Regions from separate parts of the Homo sapiens genome. Here all the other regions are linked to region 1. The links are chromatin contacts, found by Hi-C or POLR2A ChIA-PET in ENCODE. All regions are on one chromosome and are shown on one strand. The core of a region is the stretch at or near the end of the contact, and the rest is flanking DNA. Distances in the headings are between cores, read along the strand shown.

Region 1 (4,877 bases), core at 1,662-4,161:
TTTAAAACAGAGATGTATACTTTCAAATGGTACAAATTTAGCTAAATGATAATGTGTCAGAAATGCGTTTTCATATATATAAAAAATGAAGCAAAACATATTTTCTTTTTTGAGTCGGAGTTTCGCTCTTTGTTGCCCAGGCTGGAGTGCAGTGGCGCGATCTCGGCTCACTGCAACCTTCGCCTCCCGGGTTCGAGAGATTCTCCTGCCTCAGCCTCCCAAGTAGCTGGATTACAGGCGCCCGACACCACTCCCGGCTAATTTTTGTATTTTTAGTAGAGAGGGGGTTTCACCATGTTGGCCAGGCTGGTCTCGAACTCCTGACCTCAGGTGATCCACCTGCCTCGGCTTTCCGAAGTGCTGGGATTACAGGCGTGAGCCACCGCGCCCGACCAAAACATATTTTCATGTGCATGAAAAAGAATTATGCCCTCCAACCACACTACTGAAGCTGGAAAAAGAAAACTTTTAATACTTAGCTACACTAAAAAAAAAAAAATAATAAAAATAAAAAATAAAAAATAAAAATATTAGCCACTTTACTTGTTGAGCCTTTTCATTATTGCATTACTCAATTTTAGTGGGGATCTTTGGCTGACTTGATGCAGATTTCTAATCTTAAGGAAAAATGACCAAAATCTCATCATTCAGTAGTGAATTTTTCTGCAATCTTTAATTTCAGCCCCAGAGTTACTATTAAACAGTCGTTAGCCTTCCATTTGTAAAAATGTTACTATGGAAATATTCACAATTTTGTTACCTGAAATGTTTGGTCAACCATGCATTTCTGCTATTTTAATCTGAAAAGAGAACTTTCTCTTTTCATATTGTCCAGTAAATACTAGTTTTCATTTTCTGGTTCCAATTTCATTTTTATCTAACTTGCTTAAGTATTTCAAAACAAGACCACCTAATAATATTGTGTCAATAAGCCTTCACAGGTATTCTTAGGCTCATAAATAGTCTACACTAACATATTTTCTTCTGTGATTGCACGTTAACAAAAAGGTTATTTTTTAAAAAAACTAGTGTTAGAAAACAAAATCAAAACTTCTAAAATGGAATGAAAACATTTCATGGAAGACTGTCACAGTAATTAACTGATCTAAATTGAATTGTCCATGAGTGGGCCCCTCTGGTGTTCAATAGATGTTGCAGTACCAATTTTTCTCTCCATAATGCAGAACTTAAATCTGGTATATTACTATACAGGTAAGTTACTGCCCCCCTCCACCCGAACACTTATTATCTATATAGTTAGTAACTCTCAAAAAAGACTCTCTCTCTTTGAATCTCAAATGATGAAACAAATATCCTGAAATTTAATTAGGTCTAACTGTGAGGAAGTAAGATTAACTCAAGGTTGACAGGTCAATAAGATAACACTAGTTTAAAAGGCATACTCTCAGAGGGGAAAATCCTAACTCAGGGGGAAAAATCCTAACTCGGGTTGGGCAAGTTGCGAAAAAAAAGTTAAAGCAATCTTTCCATCTAGATAATTCACAGACCAATGTAGTGTCTAAGTTAGCTAGTGTTGTTAAGAGTGGGGTAATTTCCTAAAACATTCAGGTCAGTCCCTTACACCATGTGCAACTTCGGTATTACAATCTAGGACTCCCATCACCGTGGTACTGTTTGCTCTTATCCACAAACCTTCCTGCAGACCAATAAAGGAACTAATGCAATGCTTTCAGATACTGTGCATAACACACTAAGGGTGACAGTGGCTAACAGGGTAAGGATCTTGTTCTAAAAAGCAACCCAAGACGATAGTGAAACAGTAAGGTGCTGAGTGCACTTAAGAGCTCTGAAAAAAAGCCACTCTTTAAAATACCTAATGATAAATAAATAAGAGTAGCTAGCTTTCAGATCACTTTCAGGGGTATTATTTCCTTCCCTCCAACACGCCATTCACTCTCCTTTTCCCTTCTCGTATCATGAGAGCATAAAAAGAAACAGTAAAAGCGTAAAACTGCAAGGGTGAGCAGCCGGGGTTCCGGCACATCTGGACCCACCTCCAGCGGCAACAGGGCAGCCCCCCTGGCCGATTCCGTCTGAACTAGCAAAAACGCGCCCGCAAATATGAAAGAACGCGAAAGCAGCGGGCGAGGAGGGCGGGGAATCGACCGACAGTCCGCGGAGGAGCTACCTGCCGCCTCCTGGCGTGGCGGGTCCGGACTCAGCGACCAAAGCGGGCTGCGAGGGACTGCACCCACACTCCCGGCGGCTGCACCCACACTCCCGGCGGCTGCATCCACACTCCTGGCAGTCTTCACACTAGCCCGGCCGAGAATCAAGGTTTCGCTCCTGGACCCCGACGCCCCGCCTCAGGCTGCACGGGGCAAACTTCGCCCACGGGCAGGGGGCGCGCCCGGAGCTCCGGGATCCGCGCCGGCCTCAGCCAGGACGCGAGCGGGGCTCCGCGGCGGCGCGGGGCCAAGTCGAGGAGAGCTGCGGCGGGCGGAGGAGCGGGTCCCGGTTCCCCGCGGGCCACGGGCGGGGGAGGGGCGGCGAGGCACTTACCACGGGTCGAACTCGTGGATGATGCTTTCGAAGCGGATGACGGCGAAGAGGCGCGAGCTGAAGCCGGCAAGCCAGGCCAGGAAGAGGATGGTGAAGGAGAGAAGCGACTGCCACCCAGCCGGCTGCGACAGCCCCCCGGACAGCCCCGCCGGGGCCGGCTTCGGCGGCGCCGCGCCGCCCGCCGCCTTGTGCGCGCACTGGGCCCCGGGCCCGTGGTGGCCGTGCCGGCTGTTTCCCAGGGCCATGAGGCCACTCCACGGGGACGAGTTGAGGGACGACTTGTGCTTGCTCTCCGGGGCCGAGGGCTCCGCCATGTTGTGCCCCGGCGGCGGGTCTAGCTCTCCTCCTCCGCCGCCGCCGCCTGGTGCGAGGGGTGCTGGGCGGGGACCCGGAGGAGGAGGAGGAGGAGGAAGAAAAAGGAGGAGGGAAGAGCTCTGCGCGCTCCCGCCCTCAGCGCCGCGAGGCCGGCGGACTGGGGGTGGAGGAAGCGGCGGCGGGGAGTCTCCGCCTCAGCAGCGGCCGCAATCGCCGCTCTCTCAACCCAGATGGCCCCGGCGCCCCACTAGCCATCCGTATCCCCAGTGCAGCTGCGGCGGCGGCGGCGAAAGCCGACGGGACGAGGGCGCCAGGAAAGAAGCAGCAGACGGAGGCGGCACCACGGCTCTGAGAAGCAATGACATTCCCTCTCTAGCCCGCCGCCCGCCCAGCCGAAAGGAGCAGGGGGAGGAGCCCCCTGGAGTCCGGGCGGAGCTCAAGCAACCTCTGACTCCGCCTCCGGCCCGACAGGAACTGGCCCCTCCGCCTGTCACAAAGCGACAGGTCCGTTAGGGGGCGGGCCCAGAACCGCTGCGCCCACCAATAGGGGCGCGAGCTGGGGCGGAGCTTGACCCAACCGTCTCCCCCTCCCCCCCACCATCCCGGCCTCGCGCCGATTCGCCCGGAGTGGCCGAGCTGCGCGGCTACGGCTTCATTGTCAGTTGAAAGACGCGGTTTCGCGCGCCTGTGCGGTCGGCGAGAAAGGGTACTAGGCGGCTCCGCTAGGTTCATGGAGCTGAGCTGGGCCGAGGGGCGGGAACTGCGGAGCGGCCTCGGTCAAACTCGTCTTAAAGGACGCGGAAAGCGCCGCACCGACCAGCAGGACGCTCGCGGGCTCTCCGCGGTCGTGACTTTTAACCCGCTTTGCGCGGAGCCCTCACCACGTGACGGCCGCGCAGGCGCATTATCCTAGCCCTCGGCGCGTGGGTCGGGCCGAGGGGTTCAGCAGCCCGTGGCGCTCCTCGGCTGGCGCTGCGAGTGAGCCCGCGGCGGCAGTGACACAGCCTACCTTGCTCATTGCCCTTCACGTCCCGCCTCCGGCTTCTGCGGCCGCGGGAATCCGAGAATGTGAGCAAAGACAAGTTTTCCGACACCGAAAACTCGTTGGAACCGGCAAGCGCGCCCCTAGCTCCGGCAGGCAAAATGCGACCTTCTCTCGCCCTTTTTCGTTTGTACTCCGAATTGCGAAAGTACTGTATGTTCACTGGAAATATGGGAAAATGCAGAAATACATTAACGGCTGCATACATTCCGTCGAGTGAGTGAAACTAACTTACCCTGGACGTTAAGCTGTTTCCAGTTCTCACTTTACTAAATAATAATAGAACGAAGGTTCTTGTGCACGTCTACCTTGTATTTTTATAATTCCTTTCCTTTCCCCACTTCCCTCCTTGTCCGCTAAAATAAAGTGCTACCAGATAAACTCAGGGCAAAATGAGCTTAAACTAAGTGAGGTAGTGGGGAGACTCGAATTGCTCTTATATAAACCCCATAGAAAGTACGGAGCTTTCGGCGTAATCGGTGCTCAGTAAATACTTGTTCATGTCAATTCACAGCTAATTGTACATTTTATTAGGTAAGTAACATCTGGATATTAAAGGGCATATTAATGTAAAACTATAAAGGCCCTGAATTATTTTCTTAGGTGATTTAAATTTTTCTCTTTAACTACAAATTGTGTTTCAATATTAATAGAAGTCTTAAAATATTAGATAAATGAACCCTAGTTATTTTGAGGTAGCTCCTTGAAAGTAAGGCAACTCCAGCTACCCTTTTAACCTGCTAAGTGGTTACGTTTTGTCTTGTTTCCTTAAAAAAACCATAAATAGTCTTATTAAGGAAATAATGAAAAGGTTTCCAGAAATAGACTTTCTCACCAACAGTTTAATAGCCGACATTTATTGAACGTACACATTTTAATGAGAATTAGGATAAAATATTAACTGCCTCTGTTATACAGAGAAAGATGACATGCTTTTCCTCATAGCCCAAACGGTACATGCTGAAATGACAGCAGAGGATTTTTGTCTGTGTTCCCT
Region 2 (4,877 bases), core at 859-3,358, 3.3 Mb after region 1:
TGTTCCCTAGGGTCCAGAACAATATGGGACATATACCAGACACTCAACAAGTCTTTGTTTAATCAATACTCAAAAGGTGGCATGGTCTACAGCACTGGACTGGAAATGAAATTACCTAGGTTCTAACCAGACTTGACTCTACCAGCAACTAGCTGTGTGGCCTTGGGTACAACACAAGATTGGAGTGGCTTATGAGTAACTGGAAGGTAAGCAAGTGAAGAGAGCAAGTATGAAGACTTTTTTCCCAAATTTCCTTGTCTAAATTCAAAAAGTGTAGATATATGGAAATCTTTAACCTCTCTCATTCTCAGTCTCCTCATCCGTATGAGATTACTTTAAAGGTCACTTCAAGTTCAGAAGTACCATAATTAGGCTGGGTGCGGTGGCTCACACCTGTAATCCCAGCACTTTGGGAGGCCAAGTCAGGCAGATCACTTGAGGTCAGGAGTTCCAGACCAGCATGGCGAACACGGCGAAACCTCATCTCTACTAAAAATACAAAAATTAGCCGGCCGTGGTGGCGGGCGCCCGTAATCCCAGCTACTCAGGAGGCTGCGGTGGGAGAATTGCTTGAACCCAGTAGGCGGAGGCTACAGTGAGCCGAGATAGCGCCACTGCACTCCAGCCTGGGCGACAGTGAGACTCCGTTTCAGTAAAATAAAAAAAAAAGATACCATAAATTATATGGGCCTAAACTTGAACCTTCCTTACTCACCCCTCACTTATACTCTACCCCTTCTACCCTCAAGAACCAAATCATGGTAGTCATCCTGAAACCAAGCATCGCACAGTGCACCTTACTATCTAAACCTTTGCTCATAGGGCTGCCTCTTCTCCAGCTCCAACCACTGGAAATTCCATCCCTCAAAGCCCAGATCAACTGCTAACTGCTTCATAACCACCTAGTCCAAAATGAATATGATCATTATGTTCCAGAACTCCTCTATGCTTCAAATTAGAGTACTCCCTGATCTACCACTACCTGCTGGACTAGTCACTTAACTTCTCTTCGCCTCAGTTTCCTAATCTGTAAAATGGAGCTAAAAGGACCTACCATACCACATATTATTGTTGGATAATAGAGAACACTTAGCATGGTAATAACATGTTCAATTAAAACATTATTTCTGTGCTACATATATTTTCCATGCTCCTTGAAGGCTCCGAAAGAGCATTTTCCATTTCTGAATCTCCCAAGTTTGACGCCATTTACCTCTCAATGTTTTGACTTTTTGTATCCATAAAATGAAAGAAATGGACTAGACCAACTACCATTCCCTCCAAAAATGTTATCTATTCCCTTGCAAAAATAGCCTAACGCAAAGATACTGCAGGTGACCTTCCACAAGGACGGGAATTCGAGGGTAAGTTAACTATTGCTGCAAACGGAAGTGGCTGGAAGCAAAGAGATTAAAACAACATTCAAGATTTTGAAGATCCTTTCCAAAGAAACTGACTCCTGCCATAGTGATGGATCCTTTGAAATATGTTTTTAAGTTGGGTTACAAGGATGAACTCGGGGTCCATGAACTCCCAAACAGAAATGTAAAACTGTGCGCCAGAACAAATATACAAATTTTTCTGGGGCCAGAGTGTCTGCAGCATACATTAAATGCATCTGTGACCTTAAGGGGCGAAAAGAGGGTGACAATGAAGAGACTAGTCGCGTTAAGTTGGAAACCACAATGGATGATACTTTAGACAACAAACGCAACCTCAGATAACCATAATCCCCAACAAGTGAGAAGATGACCTCAGACCGGGCGAAGCAGCCGCCGGGTATGAGGAGACGCTGGTGGAAGCAATGCTACCCAGAGCTCTGCACCTTTCCCAGGTCGGCATCCAGCCCGCATGGCCCGCGGCGTGAGACCCGGGGCGAGGCCCCTCGGCAAACCCCGCTTCCCGCCCCGGTACCTGCGGGGTCGAGCGCCATCTCGGCGGGCCGAGAAGAACGTAGCCGCTTGGCGGCTCCGGGGCACGCAGGAAGGGGAGTGGAGGGGAGGGGCTTGGGCTCGGACGCACGTGCGACCCCCGGGAGCTTCCCGCAACAGAAACACGGGCCCTTTGCAAAGCACCGCCAGGACCCGTTCCCTCTTCCTTCCCAGGCTCCTACTTCCGCCGCCCGTTGCGCCTGCGCCTTTCTGGCCCCGCCCCAATCCTGTAACTAGAGTGGAACTGACTTCGCAGGGGGAATGACCAGGAAAGGGGGCGTGTCTGCGTGCCTTTGGGGCGGGACCGTGCAGGACGCGCGCAGCCTCGCTTCAGGAGGCTTGTGCACCAGTTGCAGACCCGGGTCGGCCGTGACTGGAGGCGGACCTGCAGGACTTTGGGACTGTGCCTCACTCGGTGACTGGGCCAAAGTCCGAGCCCCGTCCCCCATACCCGCCTTCGGAGAACCAAATGAATCATCCAGTTCCTTTTTTTTTCTTCGTTAACGTTCATTCATTCATAAATGTCTATTTCATGCCTGCCAAGTTCCAGCCACGGTTCTGAATACGAGGGGAAAATAACAATAAAAATAACGTCCCTGTTCTCAAGGAGCAGTGTGGCAGAGGAGACAAATAAAAGCAACACGCTGTTAAATGTGATAAACGCCACACGCACTAGTTGTTCACAGCTTGTTCTACCATAAAGGTGATATGGTGTGTGCAATATCGTTATTTCTCCTTCAAATCAAAGACTGTGGCTCTCCTAGACGTTAAAATATGGGCTCTAGAAGTACCTCTATGTTGTGAAATAATATCCTCAGGACGTACAGTATGATTTGGGTGATGTTACAAATCCTGCCTCTATCAGTAAAAGCTGTATGTTTTGTGAGAGTAAAATGAAGGAAGGTAATAGCCGTCCCGCTGAAGACCCACTACTCACCTCTTCTCAATAGAAGAAACTTTCTAGGTGGCACTTAGGTTCATTTCCACTCACAAACCAGCCTTCAGAAGTGCTTCCTTGTCAAATTCACGTTTAACTGGCTCGAGCCACGAAAGGGTGAGCTGAGGCCTGGGACAGATGGGACAGATGTTTAGAAAAACAAGGAGCAGCTGCTTCTTCCCTGCAAGGGATTCAGGGCTTTCAAAATGATCCCCTCCCCACCTACCTGCAGTCCCTCCTCCCCTGCTGCTGCTTCCGCCTGGTCAGTTGGCAGAAAAGCTGAGGCAGTTGAGCAGGGCTGGGAAAGTGGGTCTCTGCTCAGCAGGTCTTCCGTTTAAGGGCCTATTTGGGCATAACGGCCCTTATTACAGCTGTAGGTTGAGGTGCCAAGGTGAAGAATTAACGTTTCACTCACCCAGCCAGGGAATCAGGTCCTTTTCCTTGTATATTTTGTAAATATGCTTAGAAATACACCAAAATGACTCTGGTATGCCTCTTTTATTGTTCTGAAGGTGAAGGATTTGATTTAGAAAGCTAAAGCAATCTTTTTGAGGAGATGGAGTATGAAAACACAGGTCAGACACCCATATTCAAGAATTAAACTAAATCTTTCTATATGCAAAAGGGTATTATGGTAAAGGAGGAAAGTTTGATCTGTTATCTTAGTGAGTTGAGTAAGTTCTATTATTTTTCTGGACTTTGGTTTCCAATTTACAAGGTTGTTCTGAGGAATAAATGTGATATCATACAATGCATTTGAAAGACTTTAAAGGACCACTTCTACCATTTCTGCCATAGCTATTACTTGAAACATTACTATTTAACATTTGTTTTTAAATCAACACATTTTTAAAAACACTTAAATAGGCACTATTTACTTTAGCCTTATCCTAAGCAACAGTATCTGTAATATCATGGGTTTTGTGTGCCCCATAGAATGAACTGCTAGACGTATCACACCAGGAGAAGCACTAGCAAAAACGGTAGCCCAATACCTGATACATAATAGTATATCTCTCTCTACTCCCATGTTAAACCAGATACTTTGGGGGGAAACTGAGTCTTTACAATCTATACCTAGGGAAGATAAGTCATTTTTTAAGTTAAGCGAATGTAATTGGCAATTAAAAACAGAAGAAATTTCCTGAGGCATCGCATTATTAATAGGCAATTCTTTGGGTAGTAACTGCAAAAGGAGCTCAAGGAAAGAGGAGAGGACATCATCCTGGAAATTAGGAACAGTGTCTTACCCAGCTGTGATCCCTAGAGCTCAGGCAACGTCTGGTAACTGGTGACCCCACAAAAGCCTTTCTCAAAGGATTGAATGCCGCAATGGTTAGGAAAGACTTCAGAGATAAGTTAGAAGTTATGCTCGGCCTTGAACGATGGGTACAATGAGTAGACAGAAAAAAGGGCATCTCATGCTGGGAGAAAAATGAGAGCAAAAGCATCTGGGATTTGAACTGTTCTTGAAAGAGCATGGTGGAGCATGGCAGAGTACAGGCTAAGGAATGGAATCACATGAACAAAAGCACAGGGGTGGGAAGCACCCAGCTGTGTGGCAGGAAGCACCACGGGGCTGTGTGGCAGGCATGTGGTGGGCAATGCTTGAAACTACTTCAATGCATTTTAGGATTTGGGAAGCTAGGGCAGTTATGCATTGGCTAGAAAAGTCCAGATTCCCACAGCCTTAAACACTAGACAGAGGTGTGTTTGAATGTGTTACTATAAGCAACCAGAATCTGTTGAAGGTTAATATATAGGAAAAGAGCATTGTGGTCAAAATTTTCTAAAGGTGTTTTATAAAAGTTTTGCGCAGGATGAATGTAGGCAGCGAGGAAAGAGCTAAAAGGCAAGCAGAAAAGTAAGGAGGCTATTGTACTGGTTTGGGCAAGATATGAAAAGAGCCTCAACTGGGATATATAAAAGGATGGATGTGAGAGTAATTGCAAAGGAAGAATCTATCCTTTGAAATTGGATTTAGAAGACTAAGACAAAGAGTCAAGATT
Region 3 (4,877 bases), core at 1,230-3,729, 3.2 Mb after region 1:
GTGTCAAGAGTGTTCAATTCAGTCCAAAACAGCCATTCTAAAAAATATATATATATTTTTAAAGCAGTGACTTGTTTTGAAAATTTCAGATTAAATTTGTAGCTACAAAAAATGTAATGGTTTAAAAGAAAAGAAACTGTCCCAAACTTGGCCTTGGACACAGCTTTTTAGATGATGTAATTCACAACTCCCTCTTGGGAAAATATGAAAATTCCTGAAAAAAATCCCTAAGCAAAGTTCCAATAAATTTCAATGGAATCAAGATGCTCTGGAAAACCAACCACTCACTGAACTAGTTGGCTATCAGTTAAGATTATCATTCAGGACCCCTAAATTCTTTTCTTTCTTAGAGCTTAACAATTATCTAACCATTCTCTTTTCCTATAAAATGTCCTTATCAAGACTGTATCTTTTAATTAACTTATCAGAGGTCTTTCCCTGATAATAAACCTTTAATACATGATTATATATGAACTGTGTAACAAGTTTTCTCTAACAATTTATTTTATTTGAGAAAGTTAATTGAAGCAGATACAGGGTGGAAAGTGACCATTTGCAGCTAAATCCAATGACTATACGGATTATATTTTGTCATAATCTAGCAGGGGTTCTACAACCCAAAAAGAAAAACTAAGATGTTTTACTTGACTAAAATAATAAAATTTGTACATCCTGGTTAAGCAAATACATTTCTTAATAAACCCATTATATGTTAATAAACCCACTGTGTAGTGTGCACTGTGAAACAAAAATTGACTCTCTCACCAGATAAACTTCAAAATACTGATTTATGACATTTTATCTTTACTTACTCAGAAAGAAAAGATAAAAATGATGTCCCCTGCCTTTTCAACAATTCTTAAATTATTTTAAATTGTGAACGAAGATTCAAAAATATTTCTACACCTTCAAATTAAAAACCAGGTTACCACTTTATTTCTAATAACTTGTGATGCCTCAACCAATTTTGCTAGCATTCTTCAAAACTCTACTTGTAAAAACATACACCTAATGGTTGTTTTAAATTGAAAATTCTCAAAATGCATCATGGAAGCAATAAAAAAATTTAAGGACTGATACTTGCTCAAAATATTAAAAACACTGCTCTCTTCCATTCTCCAGCCCAGTAAATTGAAGCAAATCGTTTCCTTTCTCAACGATAACATTAACACAGATTTCTAAGTATTTTTAGAAATGTCATAAAACTTCAACTTGTGGTCTTTGTTCCTAACAGCTATAAATTTTCACTTAAATCTAAACCAAAAAAGACAATAAAAAAACCAACAACAATAAAAACGAATTTTCATATAAACCCTTGAGTGAAATCCATCCTATTGGGCTGACAGTTGGGCTGATAGTTAAGCGGACAGATGACAAAATACTACTTTAAGGGGGTGGTGAGTAATGTCCGTATTGCTAATCGGCGGTTAGTGACGTTAAATTTTCTATAATTATTGTTCCTTGTTTATTTGTTTATTTAACCAATAATACCTTAGAGTTACAGGGGTTCCACCTGGCTGCGACCTTCAATGACTAATTAATTCAACTACTTGTGACTCCACAGCTAGGGACGGTCTATCATCTAGAAATAACCAAGGTGGTGGCAACTCCAGGGAAGCCGGGCGCAACTCCAGTACTCTGGCATCTTCTCCCTGTCTCTCATTCCATAAATTGAGCAGTGTGCTAGAAGTCGTGGTGTCGTTTGTGAATAATTACAGACCCCTACGCAATTCGTCGAGCTTGTGCCTCAAGTGATCGCCTGAGGGCTTGCAAGTAGTTTAGAAAACAGAGGCTACAGAGGAACGGCTTCTAACAGACTTCCCAGTTCCCAGCCACGTCAGCTCGTAAGCCTGTAACAGCGCTACTGAGCCGAGCCAGCACGCACCACACGGCCCGGGGACCCCCCAAAAGGACACTGAGTGAAAAAGACGCACCAGAGGGCGCCCCTGAAGGGGGACCTCGGCCCAACAGACAAGACGGCTGGTAACGCTCTTACCTAACTCCACTCCGCCTCCGCCTCCTGGCGTCCCGCGGCCCCGCCCCGTCCCGCCGCGGAGGCTCACGGGACATGTAGTACGCCGCGCGCCACTCCTGCACTTCCCCACCCCCACGACCGAACCTGGCTTCGCTAACGCCCTCCCAGCTCCCTCGGGCCTGACTTCCGGTTTCCTCGCGCGTCCCTGGCGCCGAGCCCGCGGACAGCGGCAGCCCCTTTTCCGGCTGAGAGCTCATCCACACTTCCAATCACTTTCCGGAGTGCTTCCCCTCCCTCCGGCCCGTGCTGGTCCCGACGGCGGGCCTGGGTCTCGCGCGCGTATTGCTGGGTAACGGGCCTTCTCTCGCGTCGGCCCGGCCCCTCCTGCCTCGGCTCGTCCCTCCTTCCAGAACGTCCCGGGCTCCTGCCGAGTCAGAAGAAATGGGACTCCCTCCGCGACGTGCCCGGAGCAGCTCCCTTCGCTGTGGAAGCGGCGGTGTCTTCGAAGAAACCGGAAGCCCGTGGTGACCCCTGGCGACCCGGTTTGTTTTCGGTCCGTTTCCAAACACTAAGGAATCGAAACTCGGCGGCCTTGGGGGCGGCCCTACGTAGCCTGGCTTCTGGGTGAGTGACTCGCCAGGGACGGGTGGAGGATAGGGATGCGGGCAATGCCGCGGCCAACCTCCGTAGCTGTTGCCGGTCCAAAAAGACACGTCATTTTTTTCTCACTCCCTCCCGCGCCCCCTCCTTTGACTAGGGAGCGGCCCACTCCTGGGCATCCCTTTCCCCAGTCACCCCCACACCCAGCTGTCCACACCCTTTCCCCTGTCACCCTCACCCCCAGCTGTCCAGGCCCTTCTTGGTCATTCACTTCTCTAATTACTCCTTTTCTTTTCGTACTCTTACTGGGGCGCCTTCAGTTTTTTTTCATTCATTGAGACTGCTAAATGCTTCTTTCCGATACAAATTATCGGAAAGAAAAGAGGGACATTGGCTAGGACGGTACTCCCTGGGGCATCTGAGTGGTGAATATCGACCCCCTGCACTTGATCGAGGGCTAACAGGTATTCGTCGTTTCTCCAATGTCTAACCTGTATACGGTATTCATTCCAGCCTTCGGCTGTTTGTTGAGTAACTACTACTACGTGCAAGGTAGGCTGACACCCTCTACACAAAAGAAACCCCAATACTCGAAAGCGAGATAAAATACCCACGAAAACTCTAGTACAAATCAAACCATCAGTTGCTCCAAGAGGTGATGGAAATTTGCTAAGGTGATCAAAGACAGACGTACCAGAATTAAAATTGACCCTTGCGCCTTATGTGTAGAAGACATTTTGGTTTTTAGATTGGAATTTCAAATTGGATTGAGCAAGATCTCAAGGCAGAATTTCATTTCTCTAAAAACGCCATATCTCATTGCCCAATCTTGTGATCATTTCATCATCTGTAAATTGAGAACAGTGCATCCTTTACAGGATATTTCCAAATTTTAATGTGATATTGTTTGTAAGCCAGACATCTTACGCAAGTAGAAGGTTTTAATATTAAAGAGACAGCATAACATAATGGGAAATGACACTGGATTAGGTCAGAACACCAGTATCTGAATGCTGATTTTTCCATTTACTTGACAATGGGTAAGAGGCTAAACTTTTTCTTCATTTTCCTTATCTCTGAAATGGGTGTAATACATACTCTAAGGCACCAAAGCATAGTTTCTAAGAGTTATGCTGGCTCTGGAGTCAGCTGCCTGATTTTCATTTCTGGCTCCCCTACTTTCTAATGTTTTCATGTCTCAATTTCTCCACCTGTAATCTGAGGAGATTCTTTACAACCTCAGAGGTATTACATAGATTTACTGAATGCTTATGAAGAACAAATGAGATAGTTTCTCCAAAAGGTGAAGCACACTGCTTGGTATACCATAAACGCTTGGCTACTATTAATTACCAATGCAGAACCTTGTCATTATTATTAAGTAAAATGCTGAAGTTTTTTTTATAATCCATGAAGTAATAGAACCAATCTTTTTCTTTTTTATGGCACTTATATTCAGAGTGCAAGTATAGTTGCCTTATCACTGTTAGAAAATAATTTTCAATAACACCAGTAACATTGAATGTATAGTAGATGCTTAGTTGCATTAGAGGTATTACTGTATGAAAGGGATGAAAAGAAGTAGACTGCTCTTCATACCTATGCTAACTCTGGAAGAGTCTTGATCTGTGCAATACAAACTGATTTCTGGACTAACGCAGTTTGTTGGATAACTCAAGAGTCATAAAAATGGAACTGGAGTTTTTCTTCATATTGTATATCTAATGTTGAGTACATTTTTGGACATTTATTGAATTACAGGGCTTTTTATTGCTAATGTACACAGATTAAGAGATGATGTTTTGAAAAGAGGTACTTGATGACCCTTCTTTATAAACTAGTTAGGCTATTTTACAAATTGAGAAAGGGGAATAAGCATTGGTCTGTTCGTCTTCGTAAGACTTAATCCTTGCTCCATAGTATTTTGACTGATTGTACGAAATAGGTTCGGGAATATCCTAACTTTTCAGAGGTAGAAAGGTGGTGAAAATTCTAAATATGATTTACTTCAGGAGGCAATATGGAATAAAGAGCCTACCATATAGGCCTTGATTCAAACTTCAGTTTTGTCACATACTGCTGTGGTGAGGTGAATTTACCTCACCTCTTTGAGCCTCAATTTCCCCATTTATCATGGTGCTAATACCTTTCTTGCCAAGTTTGGTGTGGACTTGAGATAATGTGTGTACCATACCTTTTATGCAGTTCCTGGCATAAATGTGAATTCCCTTCTCTCTGTTTAGGTTGCCATTGTTCTGTATTTGTATTAAACTTTTGCCTTCACAGTTTAGTAAGGTGGCAT

The links. A loop is a pair of places that touch in the nucleus more often than their neighbours do. ChIA-PET counts read pairs that join two places held with the same protein, here RNA polymerase II (POLR2A). Pooled maps may share reads with other maps.
Region 2: a pooled map shows a loop between it and region 1 (14-fold over the local background). The contact joins the promoter of CMC1 here to the promoter of STT3B in region 1. A Hi-C loop is called at or near these places in 1 of 37 single-sample maps with no recorded cell type and 9 of 50 pooled maps. POLR2A ChIA-PET finds 5 or more read pairs at or near these places in 1 of 52 experiments (common myeloid progenitor, CD34-positive).
Region 3: a loop to region 1 is called in a map of B cell, with 22 times the contacts of the local background. The contact joins the promoter of ZCWPW2 here to the promoter of STT3B in region 1. A Hi-C loop is called at or near these places in 6 of 168 maps with a recorded cell type or tissue (B cell, CD4-positive, alpha-beta memory T cell, CD8-positive, alpha-beta T cell and 2 more), 4 of 37 single-sample maps with no recorded cell type and 21 of 50 pooled maps. POLR2A ChIA-PET finds 5 or more read pairs at or near these places in 3 of 52 experiments (CD4-positive, alpha-beta T cell, CD8-positive, alpha-beta memory T cell and activated CD4-positive, alpha-beta memory T cell).

What each region holds. Positions count from the first base shown.
Region 1 is chr3:31,530,959-31,535,835 of GRCh38, reverse strand. It overlaps STT3B (STT3 oligosaccharyltransferase complex catalytic subunit B), which reads right to left and starts at 2,911. Exons shown (of 16, transcript NM_178862.3): 1 at 2,524-2,911. The coding sequence starts at 2,837. RefSeq lists enhancers at 1-237, 238-739, 2,179-2,238, 3,089-3,228 and silencers at 2,399-2,548, 2,629-2,758, 2,789-3,018, 3,329-3,588.
Region 2 is chr3:28,238,850-28,243,726 of GRCh38, reverse strand. CMC1 (C-X9-C motif containing 1) reads right to left here and starts at 2,108. Exons shown (of 4, transcript NM_182523.2): 1 at 1,915-2,108. The coding sequence starts at 1,933. RefSeq lists a silencer at 1,816-1,895.
Region 3 is chr3:28,346,323-28,351,199 of GRCh38, reverse strand. It overlaps ZCWPW2 (zinc finger CW-type and PWWP domain containing 2), which reads right to left and starts at 2,479. Exons shown (of 10, transcript NM_001040432.4): 1 at 1,997-2,479. AZI2 (5-azacytidine induced 2) reads left to right here and starts at 2,376. Exons shown (of 8, transcript NM_022461.5): 1 at 2,376-2,599. RefSeq lists enhancers at 1,770-1,849, 1,888-2,182, 1,282-2,262, 2,450-2,509.